2 separate regions of the Homo sapiens genome follow, and region 1 is linked to region 2. The links are chromatin loops, found by intact Hi-C in ENCODE. Cell type or tissue: PC-9. All regions are shown on one strand. Links, peaks and the distances in the headings refer to the core of each region. The heading gives the core; the rest is flanking DNA. Region 1 overlaps MYO1E (myosin IE). Region 2 overlaps MYO1E (myosin IE).

Evidence for each region. Hi-C counts contacts between places; a loop is a spot of excess contacts. Peaks named below come from ENCODE experiments on the same cell type or tissue, not always from the same donor. Only the 100,000 strongest peaks of a DNase experiment are listed, where the experiment ranks them.
Region 1: it touches region 2 in a loop (2.9-fold over the local background); 3 of 110 quality-filtered maps call a loop at or near these places.

Annotation. Positions count from the first base shown.
Region 1 is chr15:59,272,539-59,280,871 of GRCh38, reverse strand. The region is part of intron 1 of MYO1E (myosin IE); the gene reads left to right. Among named protein-coding and RNA genes, the nearest start is that of LDHAL6B, 70 kb to the right of the region's middle. In PC-9, for the core only: no CTCF peak of the experiment used is centred there; DNase peaks (open chromatin) are centred at 4,111, 6,155 and 6,531; H3K4me3 peaks cover 510 bases; H3K27ac peaks cover 7,835 bases.
Region 2 is chr15:59,171,203-59,179,535 of GRCh38, reverse strand. It overlaps MYO1E (myosin IE), which reads left to right. Exons shown (of 28, transcript NM_004998.4): 19 at 999-1,143; 20 at 5,296-5,410; 21 at 5,621-5,790; 22 at 7,494-7,639. MIR2116 (microRNA 2116) reads left to right here and starts at 8,274; the gene lies at 8,274-8,333. In PC-9, for the core only: CTCF peaks have their summits at 4,467 and 6,815; no DNase peak of the experiment used is centred there; H3K27ac peaks cover 3,638 bases.

The DNA.
Region 1 (8,333 bases), core at 134-8,133, 100 kb before region 2:
TGGTACAATGCTTCCAGAGTAATCAAAATTTTTATAATATTTTTTCATCTGTGATGATATTAAACAGTGATATTTGAAGAGTACCTGGCCCTTAGTAAATGTCATGCGCCAGAATATATCACACCTAAGATGCTACTGGTTATAAAAGGAGCATCATTATTTTATTTACAGTATTGAAAAATAAAAAAAAACTGCCAGTTAAGCTATAACACATCATTGATTATAAGACATCCTTTTTTTTTTTTTTTTGAGATGGACTTTCGCTCTTGTTGCCCAGGCTGGAGTGCAATGGCGCGATCTCAGCTCACTGCAACCTCTGCCTCCCAGGTTTAAGCAATTCTCCTGACTCAGCCTCTGGAGTAGCTGGGATTACAGGAGTGCACCACCACGAGGCTAATTTTGTATTTTTAGCAGGGACGGGGTTTCACAATGTTGACCAGGCTGGTCTTGAACTCCTGACCTCAAGTGATCTGCCCACCTTGGCTTCCCAAAGTGCTGGGATTACAGGCATGAGCTGCTGCGTCCAGTTGATTATAAGACATCCTAATTTCAAAATGTGAAAATGTGAAAAAGAATGCATCTTAGAGTTGATGGAATACATTAACTGTTCATTTACAACATCTTATCTTTGAACTGTTCATTGATATAGAAAATGATCCTTTTGAGATTGACATTTCAGGCAGAGAAAGTAAAAGAAAGCTGTCGTGTCTCTTCTTTCTGGGAGCCTATTGTTAAAAAAAGTTTGCTATATCTGCAAGCTGGAATAAACAAAAAGAATTGGAGACTGAGTTGACATGAAATAATAAAAAATATGGAAAACAGTGTCAGACATTTATATATTTCATTCTGCTTAGCAAGACTTTCACATCCATTATCTTATTTGATCTAACTTTTTTCACAATGAAAACAGCTCTGTGTGTGTATATTTTATATATACATACTCAGAAAAATAAAACAGTGCAGAAAGTACACTGAGATAAACAACCACAACATTTTAACAACTGTATTTTTGTACAGAGATAGTGCATATAAATACTATCATACGTTCAATCAAAACAAAATTGGGGCTCCTTACCATCCCTTGTTATTTTCAACAAACCTTTTTTTCCCTCCCCCTTCTAACCCACTCAGCCAATGTTGCTGGCTTGGTGTGCACCTTCCATGCACTGGATCATGTCATCATGTAAAACCAGCTCTACCCCTAAAAGGATTGGGGGTGGTTTGATGGTCAGTCTTATTTGATCTTCCCAGTGGCCCAGGGGGGAGTGTAGTGTTATGAACCCCTTTTTGCTGAGGAGGGGACAGGCTCCAAGAGGTTGACTGATTTGTGTGACACCCTATGGCTAAGTGGCACAGGGTCTTGGCTGGGAGGGCTAGTCTTTGAGAGTTGTCCTTGGCTTTTTTGAGATCAAGTTGGTCACAGATGCAACCTAGCAGCCTGAGACAGTCCCAGTTTATGTGCCTTCCTCCAGCTTTATCATTAACAACACTCTCTTCTGCATCAAAAGTGTCCCGGGCTGAATGATACATTATATGTTTGCTCTAGTGGTGGAACACTTCTCCACCGGGGGCCAGCTCTTCTAGGAAGGTTGATTCCAGGCACCACTGACTAAGAGATCACTGGACCCACAGTAGACCTGGAGCCTGTGTCTACACTTGGACTTAACGATGATATTGGAAGTGAGCTTTGGTATCGCAGAAAGAGCAGAGAAAAGGAAGTCAGAAATCCCTGTGTCAGGTCTCAGGGATGAAAGGAGACCACGTGTATGTGAAAATGCTACACAAATAATGAATCTGTGGTATGGTCACATATATTTAAATGGATGAAACTTTATGAATAAGCACATACTCCATATTCATTGAGTATTCCCTTCCCCGAGCCTCACGTGCCACCCCCTCAGTGCACTTTTCCACCCACTCCAAGCAGAGGCAACATGGTACATTATGACCCCAAGCTTCAGTTTCTCCATTTGTAAAATAGTGCAGAAATTATAATACTTGTGTCTTGCAAGTGTTGTGAGAATTAAATGAGATAATTATGTAAAAAGCATTGGCACGTATTTCTGGTTTCAGTAAATGTTCCAATTATCTAGGAGTGTAAGGGGTTGAGAGTGGGTTGTTGGCTACTGACTACCCTGTCCCCCATGCACTGTTTCAGGAACACTTTTTCCTCATATTGTACTCTGTGCACTGAAGTCCAGCACACACATACTTGCTTCAGAGACACATCTTCCCATCACCAAAATATTAGGGGTTTAAATTTCATAAAGTTGAAATAAAGTGCAAGCCCAATGCTGGTTTGTAGACCAGTTTGCAAGCCCAGTGCCTTGTATGTAGCAGACAGACAAATATTTTTGGTTGATTTTTCATCATTTGCAGTGGAAGTAAATGTTTCAGTCCAGTAAAATGGCAGAAATGTAAAAGGTGGAATTCCAGAATGTCTTAAAATTAAAATAGGTAGTCCCTTTCCTGTTATTACTCACGGAGACAGAAAAATCCCATTACAAAACAAGCTCAGTTTGACTGCAGGCCAGAGTGTTACCCATTGTCCATTGTTCACCGTAAGAATATGGTTTATCTGCTTCTCAGGGTGATCTACTTATAACACTGGGGGCATTCTAGTCCCAGGTTTTCTGAAATCAAATCTGCTGTCCTGTTGTGCTCATGGGCCAACTAAATGGCTCAGACATGATACTATCTTACTGTCCACACAGCGTCTTCCAATCACCTTTCAAACCTGGACTTAGCATAGAATCCAGTCTTAGGACAGTCCTGGCTTTTGACTTTGAGAGCCTGGTCAGTGCCCAACAGCAACCCAGAAAATGCTCAATTATATTGATGTTTCTATTTATTTTAAGATTTTACTAACACATGCATATGATTAAAAAATGTAAACTGTACAGAAAGGTCTAAAATGGAAAATAAAGGTTACATTTCTCCTAAAACTCCAGGTCTTCTCCCCAAAAGTACCAACAAAACAATTATAGCAAACATGCCGTTTTAAAAAAATTACACAAATTCAGTAATTCCATATGTATTCCACATATTGACTACTCTTTCAATGAAACAGTATCTTCAAGCTCTTTCCATATCAGGACATGCAAGTTCCTTTAATGACTGCAAAGTACTCCTTTGCAGAGCATTCTGTATTCTAATCAGTCCCTTAATGATGCTTCTGTTTCCCTATTACAAACTTTGCTACAGTGAACAACCTTGCACATGTATCTTTTGCAGGTGTATCTTGAGGTAGTTTCCTAAAAAATACAGTTGCTGGCTCAAAGAGGATGAGGCTTTGATGTTTTTTTTTTTTTTTTTTTTTTTTTGTGGGGGGATGGAGTCTTGCTCTGTTGCCAGGCTGGAGTGCAGTGGCCCGATCTCAGCTCACTGCAACCTCCGCCTCCTGGGTTCAAGCAATTCTCCTGCCTCAGCCTCCCGAGTAGCCGGGACTACAAGCTCATGCCACCATGCCCAGCTAAATTTTGTATTTTTAGTAGAAACAGGGTTTCACTATGTTGGCTGGGATGGTCTTGATCTCTTGAGCTTGTGATCCGCCCACCTTGGCCTCCCAAAGTTCTGGAATTACAGGTATGAGCCACCGCGCCTGGCCCAGACTTTGATTTTTATTTAGTTAACTATGTTTATATATTGGTCTGTGTGTCTAAAATTTCAATACCGATTTCTAAATTGCTACCTAAAAATACTGTGCAGTTTACTCTTTGTAGAAGTTTGTAAGAGTATTGATGGTCACCTCCTCCCCACTGCCCTGTACGGGGTGGGGGACCTTGTTGTATTTACACAACACACTTAATTGTCTCCCTTTTCTGGGCATTTGAAGGCATTTGAAGATAGTGGTTACCAAGTATATGGGTAACTCCTCCTTTCTCCCAGATGCATCAAAGAACAGTGCTCCCTGGGACACTAATGAAGTGTTTGCAGAACCGCTGCCGCGTGGGGCCAGGCCTACCCTGGGGCTGTCTCCTGGGCAATGAAGGTGGACTTTCAGGAGAGAATAATCCTTCCTGTGTATGCTGACTCACCTTTGCTCTTCCTGGTCCCCACCCTGGTAAACAGACACCAGTCAGTGAGGTTCCACCTTTGAAAAAATCAGTCAGGGAATCACCCATCTGAGGTTCCCAGCCTCAAGGCCGAGTTCTTCCTGTGTGTGAGGGACTCTGGTGTTTGGGTTCCACCTCTTAAATGTTAGCAACAAACCAGGCTATTATGTGGATAGGGGCGTACCCTACTTTCCAGAACTTGCACATGAATCAACTGCTTTTTAATAAACTACGTCATCCTTAGAAACGGAATGTGGATCTGAGAGTGTCTGCACTCAATCTCTATCTAATGGAAATTTCTCCGTCATAATTTGTAGGAAGTGTCAGGGATAAGAGTAACTTTTCATTATTGTTATTATTACGTTCATGTCGTAGCTGGCACGCCCGCCACTGCCCTCCTCCCTTTGTACAGTGTGCTGCGCTCACCAGGAGCTGCTGTAAAATGCAATACCTTGCTGAGTATCCACCTGTTTAAAATGGTACCATTTTTAGTGGGGGGAGCAAAAGGGAATTACTCAAAAATGAAGCTCGCCTGAGAGTCATGAAGTAGTAGCCCAATAAACAATGCCTTTGCCCTCTGAAGAGAATGGCTGCCCTCACACTGATGAGGAACCATCTCTGCTGCCCCTCTCCCAGCACACATGGCAGCCAAACCTGCCCCTGCCTCTCAGCAGGGGTAGAGGAAGAAATGAGGGGCAAAACGGGTGCGAAGGGTTAGTTGCCCCAGAGCCCTATTGCATATTCTCACAATTCTAGGGCGGTAGTTTGTGTCTTAGAACAACTTTCAGCCTCTGCTCCCTAGAGCGTAGGATAGTGCGTGGTAACAATGCCCCACCACACCGCCCATGTAACTCCTGGCATTCAGCGGCTGTGTGCAGAGGCTGTGTGCCTCTGGACAAGTCACACTAGTAGCAAATTCTGTTGTCCCCTACCCAGCAACAGAAAATGGTTTTTGTTTCACTGTGGGGAACTTTTCAGCTTCCCTGGCTGGGCTGAGGGTCTGCACATCCATGTTTGGTTTCCAGCTTTGCTGATAACCATATCACCCTCTGCTAAAGCTTCCCAGCTTTCATTGATCCACCTTGTCCTTGACGATCTGGGCAGGTCAGGTTCTCCCAAAGGCTCTGAGTTGCTCCCACCTCCAGGTTCTTTACTCTCTCCCTTTGCCTCATCTGGGTGGGTTTTTAGGGGAGTGGGGAGAATAAATGCATAGTGAGGAGTGGTCACTAAAGACAGAAGTTACCATTAGAAAACCTTGGGCAGTTTACAGTTTTTTCAGCAGTAAAATAGAGATAGTAATACATAGTATGGGGGGATGGTTGTGAAGGTTGAATGAGTTCACATATGTAACTATAATTGCCTGGCAGAGGGAGGGAGAGACAGGGAAGGGAGACAGGGAGGGAGGGCGGAAGAGAGAGAGGGAGAGGGAGAGAGAGATACAGAAACTGATATGTGACCTATTGGATATAAAAAACGTATCAAATCAAAAATAACTTTGGTGTTTTAGTCTCTAATGCTAAGAGGAGGTGGTCATGAATAAAAATTGTATGTCTTTTTAATGATACATTTGGTTTTGGAGACAGTCTGTCATTCCATTGTCATGTTAAACTTAACGGGTAGAAATATCCAATAAGTCAGTCATTCATGTATGAGACTGTGAAGAAACCACGTTTGGATGCGTCCATAGTCATCGAATCTTCGGTTCACATCTTGGCTTTTGCTACTTACTAGTCGGGAGATCTCAGTTTCCTCCTATATGGCATGGGAATGTTAACCCCTCTCTCCTAGGATTGCTTGCAGTAGTAAGTAGAACACCCTCCACAAATCAAATAACTAATTCCTTTGCATATTGTAACCACTGTCACCTTGTTATATAGACAGCAGACTGGAAAATGAGTCCTCTTTGAGCATTAGAGACTGGGGCTAGGAATCTTCAGTATCGAGTGATACTTGGAACTATGAGAATCAATGAACTCTACCGTGAGTGCTTTTCTGCTAGGAAATAACTACCATGAGAAAAAGGAGGAAACAGCCTCTGAGGTGGGGCAGTCAGGAATGTGTCTCTGTGCAGTGAGACAGAGAAAGACCAATGGGTTTGATACTGAGACAAACTTGGGTTACGCTAGGAAGGCAGTTTCTTCGGATCAATACAAACATACGCACCATGACACAGAGCTTCTCTGTTTCTTGTCCTTTATAGAAGTTGAATAAGTACTTATTAACAGCCCTTGTGTTTTATTCAACTCTGCTTCCATTTTTAGATGTCTATGGGGGTTAAAAACCAACCAACCAATCTGCAGGTTGGTTACTCTGGGACCCTAGTTTTCTGTGCAGAGTAACCGTGGGTGCCCAGAAAGCTGGAAAAGGTGGGGAGGTGAGGAGAGGAGGAATCACTGGGAATTATCTGGCTGGAAGTAGACCATGGGCATTCAATGGAAATCTAGTGAGTCATGCTGTGGCCAGTGCTTTTTTCTCTTTCTGCTTTGCCACAAGAGGAAGAAGGAGTGGTGAGGTCTGAGGTAATTTTGTAGAATTGATGCTGTATGTGGTTCTGAGAATGCCAGATATAGAGAGTTTCCTTCTGCAAGACAGCATGGGTGGCAGGCCTTCCAGAATCCCTTTCCAGAGCAGGAGCCCATGACACTGTACACTTTTCCTGTGGTAGCTCCTTCTTGGCTGATTTTAAAAGATGGCTTTTCCCAGAGCTTCTTAGAACTTGCTCTTAGCAAAGGATCTGTGTTTCCCATCGAAAAAAAAGTAAACCATTTAATAAATTTTTAAAATAAAATTTGGAATGGCTTCCATCTTGTTTCTTGTCATCTTCTCCTCTCAAAAAGCCTCCTTTTCCCTTTTTTCATCCTAGTTTTGATGTCTGAGCAGTTGGCCTTTCTAGATACCCTTATTTAGAATTTTTCTCTTCTTCATTCGAAGTCCCCCGAGCAGTGAGCAGGGAGGGGGCAGGGGCGAGTCTCACCCAGTGCAGTGCCCACTGCACTTACCCACTGGCGACACTCCCAGTAGAATGCAAGCATTTGAAGGTAAGGGAGGATCTTCCAATATTGTCATGTAATATTTGCCATTACTTCATATTTATTAGCTTTTTTGCTGATAAGTGTAGATTATAATGAATGTCCTTCCTCCTCTGGTCTCCTCCGGCATAGATTATAATGAATGTCCTTCCTCCTCTGGTCTCCTCCGGCAAATTCTAAATATCTTAGACCTACTTCAAATGGCTCCTTTTCTGGGAAGTCATTTCTTCTGCCTCTCCCAGGACAAAGTGGCCTAACCTCCACTCCTGGAACACCCATTTTGTGTGTGTTTATGTTGACTGTTATTGACGCATGAATCACTTTATTCCATCATTATCTAGGTGTCCTTCAAGGGACTTTGAACTGCCCAAGTGCTCAGCTCCCCAAGTGCTCATGAGTCACTTTGTTCCATCATTATCTAGGTGTCTTCATAGGACTTTAAGCTCCCCAAGTGTGCCATAAGAACTTGTCACGTAGCTGAACACATGGGGGACCCCACTACAGAAATGCCAAATGAAAGGAAGCCCTGCAGCCCACAGAGTGTTCAGAGGCCGCCCCTGGTGTGAAGCTGAAAAATCCCAGACGTAGATGAGGGCCACAGCTTCATCTACCCAAGGGGGCCATGCGGGGATGAGGCCTTCCCCTCCTGGGCATGTTCCGTGATCTCGTTTCGTCTGTCCTGTCCACATCCTCGTTATTGGAGCAGTGATCAGTCATAAAAATGTAGCCTATCTTTTGAATATGGAAAGCCAGTATTACACGTATGACAGTGATAAGTTTATGAAGGGAAAGTAATTTAGATGACTTGAGAAATTATGACCGTGTGACATAGCCTTTGTGTGATACATATTCTTTCCATTTCTGGATTCTGTCATGTAGTTTGCAAAACAAGACTAGAAAGTTTCTATGTCGTTGCTTATTTTCACCGACAAATTCAACACAACAGTATGGTTGAAGGATAGTCTCATCCGAGACTGTCAACCGTGTGTTGTGCTGTATTCCTGACACTGTTTAGCACTTCACACATATTATTTTATTTAATCCTTACAGCAGCGTTGTGAAATGGGTCTGTCTCCCATTTTACAAATGAGAAAAGAGAAGTCACTTTGTGTCACTTCAGGGACACATGAGCTTAGGTAGCTTTTCCCCACTTAACTTAGTCTGTAGGTAGCAAAGCTGGAACTTGAATCCTCATCTTATTGATTGCAGAATCTTTCTCTGCACTGCTCTTTCTGCTACATTTTATTTT
Region 2 (8,333 bases), core at 183-8,182:
TTCAATCACAGCACCTCATGCAGAGAGAGCACCCATCCGCATTAGCCAGGAATGTTCATTATGACTGCTGTGTGCCAGGCACGGTTTAAGGCTCTGGATGTACAGCAGGAGCCACACAGATGTGGCATCCGGTCTCCTGGAGCTCTCACCTTCATCTGGGAGGCATAAATTAACCAAATAAACACCACCGTGAATATAACTACCAATTAGAGTACATGCTCTGAAGGAAAAATAGTACTTGCTATGAGAGAAACTAACAAGAGAGCAGTTTTTGATTTTTGGTCCAAGAAGGCCTGTCTGGGAGTGTCACTGAAGGTGAGACACCCAAGCGGGAGCCAGCCGAGTGATGAGTTTGGGGAGCAGCACACCAGTAGAGGGGAGAGCAGGGGCAGAGGCGCCGAGGAAGGAAAGGGCATGGTGGGCATGAAGAAGAGGCCATTCTCGAAGAAATGCAGCAAGCCAAAGTGAGAATGAAGAGGCGAGGCTGGAGAACAGCCAACGACCAGATCCCAAGGGCCTCGTGACCCAGATGCACAGAATTTCAAAGGTGAAAGTTGATACACAGTTGTCATAATAGCTGTTTAGCAGGAGCTTTATAAAACTCTTTGCATTAAGTGTTAAATGCCCTGAAGAAGTCAGGGGAGATGATTATTGAGACAAGACCGTTTGATTTTTGCCTAAAGACCACCCCTGGTGGCCTTCCACAATGCTATTTTCAGACAGTGGTAGAAAGAGTACGCAGGTTTTCACCAGGGTGTTGACGTGGGAATGCTGGGAAAGGGAAAGAAGCAGGAGGCAGCTCGGGAACGAGCATCCCAGACTCGGGATTTTTGCAGTCATCGCAGTCCACGCCTGAGCCTTCGAACGCTGGTAAACAGATGATCAGTAACTTTGCAGCACTGGGCACCTTCAGAGCAGAGCTCTTGCTGCCTTGCCCGGGTAGAAAACCAGTGCGGTCCCGCCCAAGTGTGATTCTCTTCTCCCCAATGTCCCCACAGGTATGCCATTCTGACCAAAGCCACCTGGCCTTCTTGGCAGGGAGAGGAGAAGCAAGGCGTCCTGCACCTGCTGCAGTCGGTCAACATGGACAGCGACCAGTTCCAGCTGGGGAGGAGTAAAGTGTTCATCAAAGCCCCCGAGTCTGTGAGTGCTTGGCTGGCTCTCCACTCTCTTCCCTCCCGCGGGGCCCCCGCCAGCCCTGCTCCACCCCTCAGCTGGCTTCTTTTTCTCATTCTTCGCTTCATGCCATCAATGTTGTCTCCTCAAAGAAGCCTTCCCTCCCTTCCTGGTCTAAGTGGGTCCTTCCCTAAACACCTGCTCTCCATAGCCCATCACTGCCCGGTTCATTTCCTGCAGAGCACTAAGCAGGTAGAAAAAGGGGCATCAGAGAGTGGCTCCTTCCTCGCTGACTGTCTCGCTCCTCTCTAGCTGCTACACTCCTGGAGGGCAGGGACTCTTTGTTCCATATGTGTTTATATACCCAAAGCCTCACACAGAAAATGCTCAATAGTTACTTAATCTCTAAGAGTGTCTAAGCTAAAGAGGGACTTCAGTGTCCCACCCATGGTTAGTTGACACCAAGTCAGTTACGCATAGTCTCAGGATTCCTCCTGGAAGGTGCAGCAGAGTGCCGGGTGGGAATTCCCAGGATTGTACCTAGAAGGCTGTGGGGGAGCCTAGAAAGGACTGTGAGGGGGAAAATAGGTGGGAGGAGAAATCTCTGGTTTATAGAACACAGTACTTACCAGTAAGGCATTCATAATACACATTTACAATTCACAAACAGTCTGCTACAGCTTCATTTAGAGACACTTCTTTCTTTCCTGATGAGAGTGTGGTCAGTGAGCCCCATGAATGTCCACAGGAAGTTCTGTTCAGTTCTTCTGCCCAGTTTGCTCCAGGGCTGCGGAATAAAGACATTCATTCCTTTTTAAGCTGGAGAAACTGCTGGAACCGAGGCTCAGCATCATCGTTTCTCAAGGCTCCCTTAACCATCACAAGACCTATTTCAAGAGTCAGTGATGAACTTGGCAGAAATCAGTCATCAGACCAAGGGGAAATCATATGGGAACTCACAGTAAAAAGGGAAGCATTTGACTTCAGGCAGATCCCAGTCTTGCCATTAGTTTTCTTCTCCTCTAAGGTGGGCCCCATAGCCACTGTTTCTGCCTGCCTCGTAGGATCAGCCTGAGACTCAGGAATGATAATGGCTATAACTGAATGGCTTTGTGAGACATCAAGATTATTAAATAAGCGGCACACAGAGATGGAACCCATTTATGACACGTTTGTGGTAGCATTTTTCTACTTTGAGTTATTTGTAGCTTCACAAGAATTTTCATTTCCAAATATAAAGTGAAAATGTTGTGTCATTCGCCATTAAGCAACCCACAGAACAGTTCCTGTTCTTTCTAAAATGGGATGGAGTGATTTATCGGTACAATGCAGAACTCCTTGTTTCATACCCGCTGTTACTTTTCAACTTGTGAGGTTTTCATATATAATTAAAACAGCCTCAATATTTGTAATACTTTTTTTTCTGCTTCAGTTGCGTTGGAGGGGGTTATATTCAAAATCAAGATTTATTTTTGGCTGTCCTTTTCCTTGCCTTACATTCAATTGTGTTATTACCATTATTTGACTCTCCTTTCCCCCATCTTTGACACATGCACTCACACACGCACACCATCACCTCCGCTCTCTCCCCTGCCCCAAACGCATACATCCCCATCTAGCCCTGACATGCAAATACTTTCACAAAAGTTGACTCTTAAAATCTGGCTGGGCACAGTGGCTCATGCCTCTAATCTCAATACTTTGGGAGGCTGAGTTGGGAAGATGACTTGAGGCCAGGAGTTCAAGACTGGGCAAGTCAGTTAGACCTCTTCTCTACAAAAAAATTTAAAATTAGCTGGGTGTGGTGGTACACGCCTGCTGTCCTAGCTACTCAGGAGGCTGAGGTTGGAGGATCACTTGAGCCCAGGAGTTCAAGGTTACAGTGAGCTATGATTGTACCACTGCAGTCCAGCCTGGGCAACAGATCAAGAAAGACCCTTTCTCTAAAAAAAAGAAAAAAAAAAAAAAAAGGAAAAAGAAAACCTACCATGTGGTTTCACCTTAATAGTAAATGTTCTGAATATACAAAATTACCTATTTGCTTTAAGAACCCACATCATAACCGCGCGCAGTGGCTCACGCCTGTAATCCCAGCACTTTGGGGGGCTGAGGCCGGCAGATCACGAGGTCAGGAGATCAAGACCATCCTGGCTAACACGGCGAAACCCCATCTCTACTAAAAATACAAAAAAAATTAGCCGGGCATGGTGGCGGGCGCCTGTAGTCCCAGCTACTCAGGTGGCTGAGGCAGGAGAATGGCGTGAACCCAGGAGGCAGAGCTTGCAGTGGGCCGAGATCGCGCCACTGCACTCCAGCCTGGGTGACAGAGCAAGACTCTGCCTCGGAAAACAACAACAACAACAACAAAACCCACATCAGACACCATAGGGTTTGTTTTTGTTTTGTTAAATGTATCCATGTCTTTTGGCTTTTCTCATTTAAGGTTGTTTTGTGTGTTTTCCTGTTGTTGTTTTTTGGTTTGGTTTGGTTTTTATTCTCTCCTTATCTGTGTTATCAAGGTTTTTTCTTGAACCTCCCTAATTTCTAACCCCCTGGGCTTTTAAAAAGAAATCTAAAATCCAGCGAATCTTTGAGATAGTCTCTAGGAAGTTGGGAATCGTTTGCCTGTTCATCCTTTCTCTGAGTCACAAGTGTATTTTCTGTGATACGCCCAAAATAGTTCTGGGAAAGAAGAAGGAAACAAGACTTACTCAGAAACCCAATACACAAGATAAGAAATATCAATGGATATTCTTACAACAGGCAACTGCAGGGCTCAGATTTTAAACATTCTGTCCAGTTGCTAATCTGTGCATTCCACTTGGGGTTTAGAAATCTGTCCTTATGCCTATTGTTTACAGCACTGAAGCCAGGGGAATTACGTGGTCCCTCCCCTGGTGTTTGGAGTTTGAGTTGTTGTTTCTGCACAGATGGATCTGTGAGGAGAGAAGTTGAGTGGCAGGAGAGGATAGGTCTGTCTCCCAAGCATGCACCCGGATAAACAGAGACAACAAATCAAGCCCAGCTGCCTTCAAACCACATTGGCTTGTTTACTTCTGGAACATTTTTGCAATGACTGTTCATCATCTTTACTTTGGATTTTTATTGGTTGATTTTATTTTTTTCCTAGAGAGTCATGTAAGCCACTCTCAAGGTAAATGAGAAGGTTTCCTACTATTTTACAAGTGGATCAAGTGCAGATTTACAGAGAAAGCTTTGCGTGTCTAAATGAGGAGGAGCCTGGCAGAGCCTGAAAGACCTAGGTTCACTTTCTAGCCCCACCCAGTCTTAGTTCCAATGTTCTCATCTGTAAAATAGAGATGACAGAGTATGCGGCTCATGTAGCTGTGGAGGCGTTGAATGAAACTGTGTGGAAATCATCTAGGGTGACTTCTGCCCCATAGTGGGCACTCGGCTCACTACAGCTGTTTGCTGTCACCTTTATCATTCCAAGGCCTGGTTGAGGCGCAGCTGTCAGCATTCATTGGTAAAATGGCCGGACTCTCAAGACCTGCTAGAGGCTGATGTGGTCCCTAAACAGCCCCAGCCTTTCTGGGCAAATGCAAGTCCTCATTAACACACCTCACGTCCAGCTCCAGTCACTGTGGTTATTATCCTCTGCTCCGCTGGTCCTTGGTGAATCCTGAGATTGGTGAATCCTGAGACAGGAAGTCTATATTTTCTTGGAACTGAAAGTAGGGCAGCCCTCCTTCCACAGCAGCACAAGCCCAGCTCCTGCAGAAACTGGAAAATTCTGTTTAGAGGCTGCATGCAGAAGTGCCGCGCCAAACAACAGCAACAGCCTCCACCCACTCACTTGATCTGACTTCCTAATAATACACTCTTTGGATCAAGGTGGGGAATAAGTGGAGAAGCATTGAATCGCTCATTCGATTCTCACAGAGACTGTAGCAAGGCAGGACAAGGTCTAACTGAATACACTCAGATTCTCCTATTTCCCATTGTTTTCCATTAAAAGAAAAAAAGGTATAGGTCATTTTATAGTGAGAATAAACAACATGCCACAGTAAGCGTTTCACATATTCGTTCATGAATCAGAGAAGCTGCTTCCCGTGTGTGTCATTGTCTAAACTGAGGGTCCCTGGAATAACAAGAAAAGTGTTGTTCAGGGATTGGGGCTTGGGGCTTGGCTCACATTTGTCTTCTCTCCATTCACAGCTATTTCTTTTAGAAGAGATGAGAGAGAGAAAGTATGATGGGTATGCTCGAGTGATACAGAAATCATGGAGGAAATTCGTGGCCCGGAAGAAATACGTTCAAATGAGAGAAGAAGGTATTTTAGCAATTTTGTTTCATTGATTTTAATAAATCTGAAGAGTAAATTGGAGCTTAAGTGAAGTTTTAAGTTCCATTTTATTTTGCATATAATGTCACGCTAAAAATATTGCATCATTTAGAGTTTCTTTGTATATTTCCACAGTATTTTCCTCCCTTTTCTGACTGACTTATCCTTCTTCCATCTTGACCCTCTTGGGAATTGTAGCCTCAGACCTCTTATTGAACAAGAAGGAGAGAAGGAGAAACAGTATTAACAGGAACTTTATAGGGGATTATATTGGGATGGAAGAGCACCCAGAACTCCAGCAGTTCGTGGGCAAGAGGGAGAAGATTGATTTCGCAGACACAGTCACCAAGTATGACAGGAGGTTCAAGGTACGTGCTAACTGCCTGCCTCTGAGATCACCAAACAGATTCCTTATTTTTTTAATAACTTGTTATTTTGCTTTTGTTGTTACCAAATCAGAATGTGTTCGTTGTAGAAAAATTTAGAGAAAATACAGTAAACCAAAAGATAAACAGGCACCTATGCCCAGAAACATTCACTGTTAACATTCTGTGTATATCCATATCTTTCAGAATGTTTTTATGAAAACATACATTTGCGTATTTAGTTTTACAAAAAATGAGATATACATTACATGCTGTTTTATGTCCTGAAGTGGTTTTTTGTTTGTCTTTTAAATAATGCGAGAATTTTCGATAGTAATACAGTTAGCAATATAAGTTATTTTACATGGCTGCATAGTATTCCATTTGACAGATGCTTTATTATTTTTAACCAGTTTCTCATGAATCAATTTTTAGTGAGTTTTTCTTTTTTACTATCGTAACTTCAGTGAGCATCTTTTCACACATCTTTGTGTATCTATCTGTCTCCTAATATTTTTAGAAGAAATTGATAGGAGTGAAATCGTTGAATCAAAGGATTCAGAGTATCAAGTAATATTGCAGAGTATCCTCATCCATTTTCCCAGAGTGGCTGATAAGTAAGGCTTTTCCAGCCACAGGAGGAACAGTTGATTTTTCACCTCCTCCTTTAGATACCTTTTGATAAAGTCTTGGTCCTAATAGAAAAATCTGAAGCTTCAGAAGCTCATGGACCCGTTAAGAGCTTTTGGCTTTTTGCCAGGGGCGGGGAGGTCAAGAAAAAAATTTAACGAAATAAACAACGGAAGCATGTTTTGCTAAAACCAAACCATTCCTTGCAACCTGTGCATGGCACCAGCTGCTGTGACGGCAGCCCTGGATGCACACAGGGGTGCTTAGCTCTCGCAGCGGTACTCATTATAAAGTGGTTACCCACAAATTCCCAAGTAGATTTCTATTAGATTATTGAGAATTATCATTCAAATGACAATATATCAGTATTTTAGAATGAAAATTTTATGAACTCCCAAGAAAATATATGCAGACACTGCCCCCTGTTTAGAAACATGCTGTAGTGCATCCTTGCTAAGTTCACCACAGGTGTTGGTGACTTTCCCTTTACACCTGCTGTCCTGATATGTGAAGTGACTCCATATGAGTTTGCCAGTTTTTAAGTCAAAAAGAGTCAAATGTCATCATTTTTTACATGTCATCCTAATAATCATGAACAATGCCCTCTTTCACTGTCATGGGGCCCGGTCATGTGATGAATGGAATGGCCTCTCAACAGTAGTGAAGATTGACTGTCCAAGGCAGCTTCCCCCTGTCCTGGTAACAGCAGTCCACTGTGTGAATTGTTGTCATCACATTGACCATGTCTGTCCACCTTTTTTTGAGACGGAGTCTTGCTCTGTCACCCAGGCTGGAGTGCAATGGCGCAATCTCGGCTCACTGCAACCTCCACCTCCCAGGTTAAAGCGATTCTCCTGCCTCAGCCTCCCAAGTAGCTGGGATTGCAGGCGCCCACCACCACACCCAGCTAATTTTTGTATTTTCAGTAGAGACGGGGTTTCACCATGTTGGTCAGGCTGGTCTCGAACTCCTGACCTCAGGTGATTCACCCGCCTCGGCCTCCGAAAGTACTGGGATTACAGGTGTGAGCCACCATGCCTGGCCTGTCCAGCTTCTTAAAGCTCCTCTCCTTACAGGGTGTAAAGCGAGACCTGCTCCTTACCCCAAAGTGCTTGTACTTAATCGGACGAGAAAAAGTCAAACAGGGCCCAGACAAGGGCCTGGTGAAAGAAGTCCTGAAGCGGAAAATCGAGATAGAACGGATCTTGTCTGTGTCCCTCAGGTGAGTAGTGGAGGTGCAGAGGCAGGACTGCCCCTTCTCGCCTCAGCATCACGGTCCGCTGTTCCAAACAGCCAGGAGGAAGGCCGGGCTGGGCTTCCCAGCTGTCAAAATCATGATCAAGAGAATGGAATTTCCCTTTGTCCCAAAGGGAAGACTCCCTAGTCTCAGCAAGTCTTGATATGTCAGGAAGAAGGTACCAAGAAAAGGTTGCCTCCGGACAGCTCCTCTAATCAAGGGGGACCCAGATCTCTTGTAACCGAAACGTGTTAGAAATGAACCCGGTATATGGAACACCTCAGAGAATAATTTCTCTTGTTGCAGTAGAGCCAAGGATTCAGAGCCCTGTCCCCCAGTCCACCTCACCCAGGTTGGAGGCCTCACCCATTTCCCTGAGCAGAGGGTCCTGAAAGGGAAGTTTCTTTGGGACTTCCTTAGGGAGTGCAAGTTGGTCTCCATTCTCTGTAGCCCTGGAGTCATCGTGAGATGCTCTCTTCGCTCCAATTCTCAGGCAGTGGGGAGTGGTGTTTGCTTCCACAAGGCCTCAGGAAGGGCCCTTGCTCCTCCCGGCAGCACCTTGGCTTCCTCTCGGCAGAAGGGCTCCTCTGCCGGCCGTCAGCATCTCCTCCGTCAGTGGGACCTAGGCTAGGGGTTCTTAGCATAGGAGGTCTTCCCATGCTAAGAAGTCCTCCCATGC